2 separate regions of the Homo sapiens genome follow, and region 2 is linked to region 1. The links are chromatin loops, found by intact Hi-C in ENCODE. Cell type or tissue: endothelial cell of umbilical vein. All regions are shown on one strand.

What was found. Hi-C counts contacts between places; a loop is a spot of excess contacts. Peaks named below come from ENCODE experiments on the same cell type or tissue, not always from the same donor. Only the 100,000 strongest peaks of a DNase experiment are listed, where the experiment ranks them.
Region 2: a loop joins it to region 1, with 3 times the contacts of the local background. A loop is called at or near these places in 7 of 110 quality-filtered maps.

Annotation. Positions count from the first base shown.
Region 1 is chr2:102,018,049-102,023,048 of GRCh38, reverse strand. IL1R2 (interleukin 1 receptor type 2) reads right to left here. Exons shown (of 9, transcript NM_004633.4): 5 at 3,237-3,411; 6 at 800-862. Among named protein-coding and RNA genes, the nearest start is that of IL1R2, 29 kb to the right of the region's middle. RefSeq lists a silencer at 1,875-2,068. In endothelial cell of umbilical vein, a CTCF peak has its summit at 2,254 (motif pointing left); DNase peaks (open chromatin) are centred at 1,028 and 2,238.
Region 2 is chr2:102,182,591-102,187,590 of GRCh38, reverse strand. It overlaps IL1RL2 (interleukin 1 receptor like 2), which reads right to left and starts at 568. Exons shown (of 12, transcript NM_003854.4): 1 at 505-568. RefSeq lists an enhancer at 383-912. In endothelial cell of umbilical vein, a CTCF peak has its summit at 2,064; a DNase peak (open chromatin) is centred at 2,100; H3K4me3 peaks cover 218 bases.

The DNA.
Region 1 (5,000 bases):
CTGAATCTGAACTCCAGCCTGACTCTGAGCATGGCCTTTTGGCCTCCACTGAGCCAACGTGATGCCCTGGGTGGCTTTTTCCTTTTGGAAAATTGAGAGAATAAAACCTACAGGGTCTATGTTGAGATTGAATGGGATCCCATTGGACATAGTGGATCCTCAATAAACATCAATTCCGCCCCACCACTAGCATCAGTTGGTTGTTAGTACAGTACACTTACGTACCCTCACTGGCCACTAGTGTGGACCTGTGCTGGCCAGGATGGACTGTACCACATGGAGTGAAAAGCAGAAAGCCCCATTGGTCATTTTCATGGCACCATTCAACCAGCTTACCAGCTCTTCTGGCAACAAGAAACTGACCACAGCTGAGCCCACTTTACAAATGGAGTCTTAGAGAGAGGCAGAGCGCCAGCCAAGTTTTGGTGATGTGAATTATTTTAAATACACTGAGGGTGCTGGCTCTGCCTGGGGTTCATGCTGTTCATCTTCTCATGCAGTTGATAACTGCTGCCAGAACGTTCAGATTTTCACATTCAGATTTTTATAGGTAGGCTTTGCATGAAGCAAAGTATACCTGTTTTCAGATTATGCCATTTCTAACCAAACTGGCCAAAGGGAAATATTTCCTCACACTTGTTATTCCAGCCTCACACACTGGAGTTCTAAGGTCTCCACCCAGGCACATTGCACCCAAGGAGCAGGTATGATCAGCAGACGCAAGGGTCCCAAGCCCCCTGCATTGGGATACCAGGCACCCCCACAGGTGCGTGGAATGCATGGTCCTTGTGGGCCTTACCCAGAGAAGCTGATATGGTCTTGAGGGGGGAAATGATCACAGGAATGGTCTCTTCTTTTTTTTCTGAGAAAGATGTAAGGAAAAGAGATTCCGTTAGGAAAGCCTTCATTTGACGCTGTGGTTCAAGTCATTGTTTGGCTAATCAACTAAGTTATCCTTTCCAGTATGGCCAGTCATTATGAGAGTCAGGCTTTGTCTGGCAAAGGAAACAGGCTCTCTACAAAATCGAGCATCCTTGGCCAATGACTTTCCCAGCAGAGCAATTACTGGAAGAGGCCACAGCCAAACACACATTCCGCTGACAGGAGGTCTTCAGTCCTTGCTCTATGATAAACAATTAACCATTTCCCTCCCAGACTTCCTGAAAACAATCATGTTTATGAGGTCCACGAGATAGATTTTCCCCGAAACTTGACCTGACCTAAAATACCTTCTCCACCTCTCCAAAGTGCCTGCCACAAAATACTCAAGACTCAGTTCTTCTAGAAAAGGCACAGGGCTCAAGAAACACCTATTTGGAAGGCTAGTGTGTAACCTGGCCTCGGCCACAGAGGCCTTGTTAATTGAAGAGATAAACTCTCTGGAGAGGCAGAAGTGGATCTCCAAGGGATTAGAGCCAACGTAAAGAAAGGAGGTGGCCGGGTGCAGTGGCTCACGCCTGTAATCCCGGCACTTTGGGAGGCCGAGGCAGGTGGATCAACAGGTCAGGAGTTCGAGACCAGCCTGACCAACATGGTGAACCCCTGTCTCTACTAAAAATACAAAAATTAGCTGGGCTTGGTGGCGTAAGCCTGTAATCCCAGCTACTCAGGAGGCTGAGACAGGATAATCGCTTGAACCCGGGAGGTAGAGGTCGCAGTGAGCCGAGATCGCGCCATTGCACTCCAGCCTGGGTGGCAGAGCGAGACTCCGCCTCAAAAAAAAACCAAAAAAAAAAAAAAAAAGAAAAGAAAAGAAAGAAAGAAACGAGGCCCCTGAAATGAGCAAAAAGGACACCTGGGGGGTGAGGGCTGTGAGTTGTCTCCACGACGGGCCTCATCATCCTCACTTCCACGAAACAGCATTTTGAAATCCTGACATGAGTACACATTAGACAGCATGGCAGGACAGCCTGAGGGGCAGACGGCTTTTCGACCACGGCCAGACGCCTTTTCCTCCCCTCCTCCAAGTCACGCGCTGCCCTATGGAGCTGGGGCATCCAGGGAGAGAAAGAAGCCTCCAGGATCTCAGTGCTTCTTAGACTTGAGGGTCCCCAGCATCACCCGGGGGCTTGTGAGACACAGATGACAGCCCCCAGACTCCAGTTTCAATCAGTAGGTCTCCACGGGACCCGAGATTTGCATGTCTGTTGAGTACCCAGGTGATGAGGCGCTGCTGGCCCAGGACCACCCCTTGAGAGCCACTGAGATCCTGGGAGGATCACAACACAGACAGGCATGTAGGGCGGCTGCCCCCTAGTGTTCATGCACAGTATCGCAGAGACAGGACCGTGCCGGTCCACGGAAAGCCTCAGGAGACCTGAGTCAGTGGCCTGTCCAGAAGCAAGGAGCTGATATGAACGAATCCTCACAGGACTGTAAAACAAACACAATCAGGACACCTCAGTCCGTGGGAAAATGCGGTGCAACTGAATCTCTGGATGCTCTGTGAGAAAAATATATTTTCCCCTTATAGACCAATTATTTAAACTTAGCGTGTCTCTGAAGCTCTCTGAAATCCCCTCAAAAGACCCCAGTTGTGATCATTATTCAGTATAAAAAACAAAGAAGTGTGGCCCACTCTCCAAGGCAAAGTCCAGGATTTACACATGGTTACACCTGTCTCCATGTCCGGCACACAGTTGGTACGGAGTAAATGTTGAACAAATGTGAAACAATAGCCAATACTGCTCAAAACAGCATTTTCAAACGAAACTCCTTTTAATCAATGGCAGCTCTGACTATTTGAAATATTGCTATTAAGGGCAGCTAGACCCACCTTAGGGAAGACAAATAAAAGGCAATTTCCACTGGATGTGCAAGGCTAGCTCTCTGGTTAGAATACCCAATAAAATTGAAGTATCCTAAAATTGAACATAAAGTTACAGCATGTGGTGACCTCTAGCCCTATAGGTGCAAAGCTTCACAGGACACTTTCCAAGGGTACCTTCTACAGAAGCCACTGTTTGACTCTCTTGAGTGGTGTGTTTTAGCCTTCATCTTGCAACCCTATAACCTTCCCAATTCGTTCACCTGTTCTCAGAACAACACCCTGATTTATACCTTTCAAAGTATCACACACGTCTTATTAACCTGATGCTTCAGGAGAGCTGATGGATCTGTTTTCCGTTATCCTTCATTCCAAAGACCTGCAAGGAATTCTACGTGCACCGTCATTTGTTCTCTGCATGCTTGTTATTGAACCAGGATAGATAGGTGCCTCAATGGCAAGTACTTACTCTTGATGCGTAGCTCAATACTCCTAGTGATGTTGTATTGCTGGCCTTCATGGGCAAATGTCAGGACACAGCGGTAATAGCCAGCATCTTCCAGGGCCACATCGTGTACGAGTAAGTGAGTGGTCCCCCTCACACTTAGAAATTTCTCATTGTCTTTATCCAAAAGAAGAGAATCCTTAAGGGAAAATGTTTTTTTAAGTTGACATTATACCAATATACATCTCAAAGGCTATGAATTACATCATCATTATCAACCAATGTGGGATTTGCAATCCAAGAATTGTCCTGGTATTTACTTTGCCAATTTTGTACTTTGGGCATACGTTTGACTGTATTATTAGGGGAAGGAATTTGTTAACATATAAACAAATAAAATTGCTAGATTTGGTTAACTACAATAGTTAGAGCATATTTGTCCAAGGGGAAAAAAAAGAGACGAACTCTTCTTTGACAAAGTAAGCCATCTAAAATACAAATATGTTTATGTCCTGACTGCTACCTTCAGGCCTTAGGAAGTATCTGGGAAGAGCACTATAAATCGTCATGATGACCTGGACAACAATGCTCAGAAGAGATGACGTTGCAGTAATTACTTTAAAAAGCATTTCAATTTTGTGAGTCAGTAACAGAAAAATCTCTGTTATAAGAAAAACTAAATAGGGGAAACGAGTCCACACTTTTTATATGGACACAAGGTTCTCTGGGGTCTCTGCAGAATAGAATCCTCAAGATCAAGGCCTCCAGGAAATAGAAAGAGCGGAATGGGATTTCTAAAAACACCCTAATGAGCACACAATGTTCTCAGGGACATCACTTTCAAAATCATGATTATTCAACGTTTGCAACAGTCAAATATAACCTTGAGTCACTTCAGAATCTTACTCCGAACGAGAACACAGATAAAATTGAAATTGCCACATGGCTCATGAAGTACCACTTTAGAACATATTTAATTGAAAGGAGATATTTCATTGTTCTAAGCATGAGTAGTCAAATATGAAAAATGCCAAATAGAGCCCAGCACCACAGTCATTCCAGTGGTGTATGGGAACTGGCCTCCTGGGTTTGAGTTTTGACTTCACCATCTACTGGCTGTGTGATCTTGGGAACATCCTTATGGGTCCTTAACTGTAAAAAGGGGGGATATTTACAGTTCCTACTTCATCGGGTTGCATGTCAGGGAGTTTAGAACAGGCTTGGATATAGTACATGCGCAGTAATAGGTATCATTATTATGAAGGGAATAAATATTACTAAGCATCACCATGACATCTTTGTCCATGCACATTTATTGAGCACCATTTATATGTCAAGCACTGCACCGGGTGCTTCATACACATGATTCCATTTAATCTTTGAAACAATCCCAGGTGGTGAAAGTTATTAATTGCCACTTTACAGAGGAAACAGGTTCGAGAGGTGGAGTCACTCGGCCACGGCTGCACAACAGATCAGAGAAGGAACAGAGTTTCAAACCCAGACCCATTGACGCCAGAGCCTGTGCTCTTTCCTCTCCAGGTAAAAACTTTCATTTGTCCTCTTTATGCTTTTCCCAAACCAAAAGAGAATGCATTCTAGGCTGGGCTTGGGGGCTTGCACCTATAATCTCAGCACTGTGGGAAGCTGAGGTGGAAGGATCACTTGAACCCAGGAGTTCGAGGCCAGCCTGGCCAACATGGTGAGACCCTATCTCTATTAAAAAGAGAGAGAGAGAGAGAATGCATTCTAGAGCTCAGCCAGCTTATTCATAGGAGCTGGCTACTT
Region 2 (5,000 bases), 160 kb before region 1:
GTGGGGACCGCGTGGGAGCTGCTTCTGCCACCTGACAGCGAAGCAGGCTGGTGTCCAGAGCCCCCGTGAGGGCCAGGGCGCCCCCCAGCGCAGCCTGCGGCCTGGGTTCCAGACGTGGGACCCCAACCCCGCTCGCGGCGCACGGAGCCTCCCCTGCGCGCCTGTGTCCTCGGGATCCACCCGAGCCTGGCGGTCTAAACAGAAACCCCAAACACCCGCTCACTGGGGAGCAGCCAGGGCAGGCCTACCTGGCAAGGGCCAGCGGGAAAGGAGAAAGGAAGGCAGGGAGCCGCTGGAGCTGAAAATAGCCGCGAGCTCCACTCCTCGACCCAGAGACGGAGTCGGCTCCCCCATGGTCACCTAGCCGGTCGGGGGCCGGCCTGGGGGGCCTGATCCCTGGCCTGCGGTGGCACACATTGTTGCCACGTCTTTTCCTGCACACCTCTCCTACTGTCAGGGCCCCACCCATGCCTGGCTCAGCCAGACTCCCGGCCCGGTGTCTACCTGCCTGCAGGATTGAAGCGCGCAGGACCTCGTGGAGAGTGGAAAATATGACAGGGACACGAGCCCTGTCATGCCACTTCCATGCCTAGGTATTTCCCCGCCACCGTGGGCGGGGCAGACCTGCCTTCCCCAGTGGAGCGTAGGAAGGAATGTGACATCACACTAGGAAGTGGCTTGAAAGTCTTTGAGCCTGATTTTCTGGCATCTAAGTCCTTCATCACCAGGAGTGTCTGCTTAAGTCTATTCCAAGTTGAACGTCTAAATGAATTATTCATTCCTTTCCAAATCCTATTTGAGCAGTTACTGCATGCTCTGCATTGGCCTATGTGGAATGACCCCAAAGTGGAAGCCATCCCAAATGGCTTCTAAGGAGAATTATGAATCTGCCTGAGTCGTGCTCATTAACTTCTGTAAGGCAGGAATCCCATGGTGTTCAAGTACTTCAGAGCCTGAAGACTGTTCCTGTCTAAAACTTCCCGATAAGGTGATGTCAACAGGGACCTGTTGCCCTAGCCATCAGGAGACACCCCAGAGTCATCCCACAGGGCACTGAGTTGTAGGAAAAGGTTCAAAATGTAATCTCCATTCAATAGATTACTGGTCAAGCTCTTCCCAACGGTCTTTGAAAGATCAGAGACAGTGAGACAAAAGCAACCATAGGAGCAGAGATGCAATAATTGTGCTAATAGCAAAGCTTCCTGTGATAGGCTGAAGGTCAGTGGTTTGTAGATTTCTACACTCTTAAAAAGTATTGAGGATTCCAAAGTGCTTTTGTCTATGTAGGTTATGCCTGTCAATATTACTACATTAGAAGTTAAAGGGAGAATTTTTAAACGTTTACTTTCTTATTTAAGTGACAATAAACCCATTACATGTTAACGCAAATATCATACAATTTATGAAAAATAACTCTACTTTCTAAAACAGGCTTATTGAGAAAAGCGGCATTGTTCTACATAGATGCAGATCTCTTTGATGTCTGGCTTACTAGAAGATGACTGGATTCTCATACTTGCTTCTGCAATCAGTGTCATGATATAATATGTCATATAGCTTCTGAAAAGGTCCACCATACACTAATGAGAGAATGAGAATAAAAAAGGAATATAAGGTCTTAATATTACGATGAACATAGTTTTGATTTCACAGATCTTTTTGAAGGGTCTCTCAGGGACCCATAGGGCTCCCACTCTTTGAGGACCTCTTTCTTAAGCTATAAATAGAGATTATTATTTATTTCCCCTACTATCAGCAGTAAACGAGGTTCCTCTGTATATGTATATTCTTCAGCGTTTATGTCCTCATCCAAAACAAAACAAAAGTGTTACTATTTTTATAAAAGTCATATGATTTGCATTCAGAATTATTTCTATGAGCAGTGTTGAAAGGTATTTCTAAATCTTTATGCTATCTTTTTTCATTTTCACTTTATGAATAGATGCATTTGTGTCCTATCTTATTTCTTAGCCTGAGGACTAGTATATATGCCAAGTTTAATGGGTATTGTTGCCCCAAAATGTATGAAGTTAAGACAGGCCATCCCAGTCCCCTGCAGTGCCTCTCACTGGACACTTCTGACATTGCACTTTGCTACTAATTCTGAGAATCTGAAATTTAACTTCCTGGGATGGTCTCTATGCCAAATGTGTTTCCTGATACGTGGAAAATGAACACTTGGCTTTGAAGGCAGAACTGATTCCGGGTATTGTAAACTTAGCAATTAAAAATAACAGGAAACCATAATATTTACTGCAGGTTCTCAATTACCTTGAAAAAAAAAAACTTAAATGTATTCATCTCCTTCGAACATTTAAGTTTTTCCAAATTTATATTTTGCTCTTATAAACGGTGCTGCTGCAAAGATTCTGGTAATGTCCTTTTGTGCGAGTATTTCAGAGGCCATTTAGTGAACGGAATTGCAGAATCATTGGGTAGGTACATCCTCAATTGTATTAGAAAAGCCCTAATTTTTTTCCATAGCTATGTCCTTTAGAGGAAAAGAATTTCATTGCTTCATGTTCTTACCAATATTTGGTAATGTCAGACTTTTAAATTTTGCCAGTTTTGCTGCTCTGATGTAAAAGCTATCCTGTGATTTTATTTTATATACATTTAGATTGAGAGGTTATGCCCAGTTTTCAGAGGTGGCAGTTGTAAAGCCTCCATAACAGGGTGTATAATATGTAATAGATGCTTATCACCATCCCCCTACCAACCCCTCCTTGTCTAATTCTCTCCCACTTGCAGATATTTTTTCAATGGGAATATTCTTAATGTTTTCTAGCATTAGTCAGTGGCCATAGGAAATAATTTTCAGTTGGTTTTTTTTTTTATGAAGTAAATCAACTTCCTCTAGAGATTCATCACTTCATTCTGAGAGCAGGCAAAAAGCAACAAATCTGTGTGTGATGAAAGCATTACAGAATTCTGCTTGGTTGAATTTTACCTTCAGTCTATTTGACCCTCAGACTAGGATATGACGGCTATTCAGAAGGGTAGGAGGGCAACAATTTGGATTAAAGATTTCATATACAAATTTATATTTTACATGATGCATACTACCTTTTATTTGTTCTAACTAAATATCTGATTATTTCCCATTGGCCATATCCCACAGATAATGTTTCCCAATGAGAATGAAACAGAAATATATTCACACGCAACAATTAAACTTTCCAAAACCCAGTATTAGGCTGGGGTGGGTGTTTGGGGCTCCACCAAGATCTTTATACCTTTAAGGCCCTTAAGTTCTCATATTTCCCCTCTATGAGGCTTGGGAATATATAGCAGCATTTCTGTAGCAGACTGCTATTGTTGGGATGAAATGGACTTCTAGAAATGGAAGAAGCAGCCAGGGAGACTGGAAGGAGGTCCTTAAAGCACTTGGTTTCCTGCAGTCCTGGGCTTAATCACTCACTCCCTCGAGCTCCATTCATTAGTTCGCTCAGTCCCTCATCAAATATTTATACAGTTCCCACTGTGTTCCAGGTGATATTCTGAGTGCCAGAAATACAGCTGTACAGAAGACAGACCCTCTTAGAGTTTACAGTCATTCTAGTGTCAAGTAAATAAGAAAATTTTGAAGGATGATTTCAGGCTGGTGAGAACCCTGAAAGCAATTATGATGAAGTGATGGAGAGGGTGTTGGGGAAGTCCTCCCTTCAGAAGGGACTATGGTGCAGCAGAGGCCCTTGTCAAGGCAAGGAGTCCAGCATGTGGAGGTCTGCGAGAAGGGCTTTCCCCAAAGTAGGAAACAGCTAGTGCAAAATCACAAAGGAGGAAACAGTTTGTAAATTCCAAAATAAAATAACACAGACGAAGCCAATAGCCTCAGCTGCCTCAGCCTCCTTAGTAGCTGGGATTACAGGCGTGCACCACCACGCCCAGGTAATTTTTGTTTTTTGCTTTTTGTGTGTTTTTGGTAGAGATGGGGTTTCATTTCACCATGTTGACCAGGCTGGTCTCAAACTCCTGGCTTCAAGTGATCCACCCGCCTCCAATTGTAATTGTTAAGTGAAACATTCAACCATGTTAATAGTTAACTGGCAAAGGATAACCTTTTTTTGTCTATCAAATTAGCAATGATTTAATAATGAGTATTCTCAGTGCCACACACTGCTTGTGTAAGAGGAGCAAATGTCTCTATGGAACATCAAGAACCTGAAAAGGAATCTTGCCCTCTGAATATATGCTAAGCAAATGATTAGGGAAGTAAAAATATTTGAGAAAGGATAACTATTGCACTTTGACTACTGATAGCTAAAACTAGAAATAATCTGGATGTCCACTGAAGGCAGCAAAGCTATCAGATTATGGACCATCCATTTGATAGACTTAGTGACTACTTATAGATTGTATTTCGTATAATAGTAATGTGGGCAAATATTTATGCTAAGTTTTAAAAAGAGTGTTAAACTCCATGTATTATATGGTCTCAGTTATATCCATAGAAATGTTATAAAATATCAATAATTATCTTTAGGTTGTGAAGTTATGGGTGACATTTTTCTTCCTTATATGTTTTAGAAATTTCCACATTCTCTCAAACCATTATTGCTTTCGTAATAAAAAGAAGTTTCTCCTAATTTATTTTATAAAATGTCTTAAATATAATTGACTCCCAAGGGGATTACTCTACCACCTTCCTAACAACCTCCCTATGTAACCTTTTACCTCCTCCCAATCTGCTGTACAATAGTGCCCTATCAATGTGTTTCTTTATGTCGAAAGTTCTTCCAACCTGTTGCCTCCAATATCTCCCATATACCTACTCCTAGTGGTAAAGTCCAAATAGTTCAGTCATGGGTTTAAGACCCTCTGTCATATGAGATTGTTTCCTGAACAACTTTCTCTTCACACTCTTCTTCTCTGGCTAGATTTCTGTTTTTTCTTACCTTGTAATTTTCTCAGTGTCTAGCATAATGTTAACCACTTGGTTAGCACTTTTTAAAAATCTAAAAGTACGCTTGAGAACACAAATATTTCCCCTGTGTTTT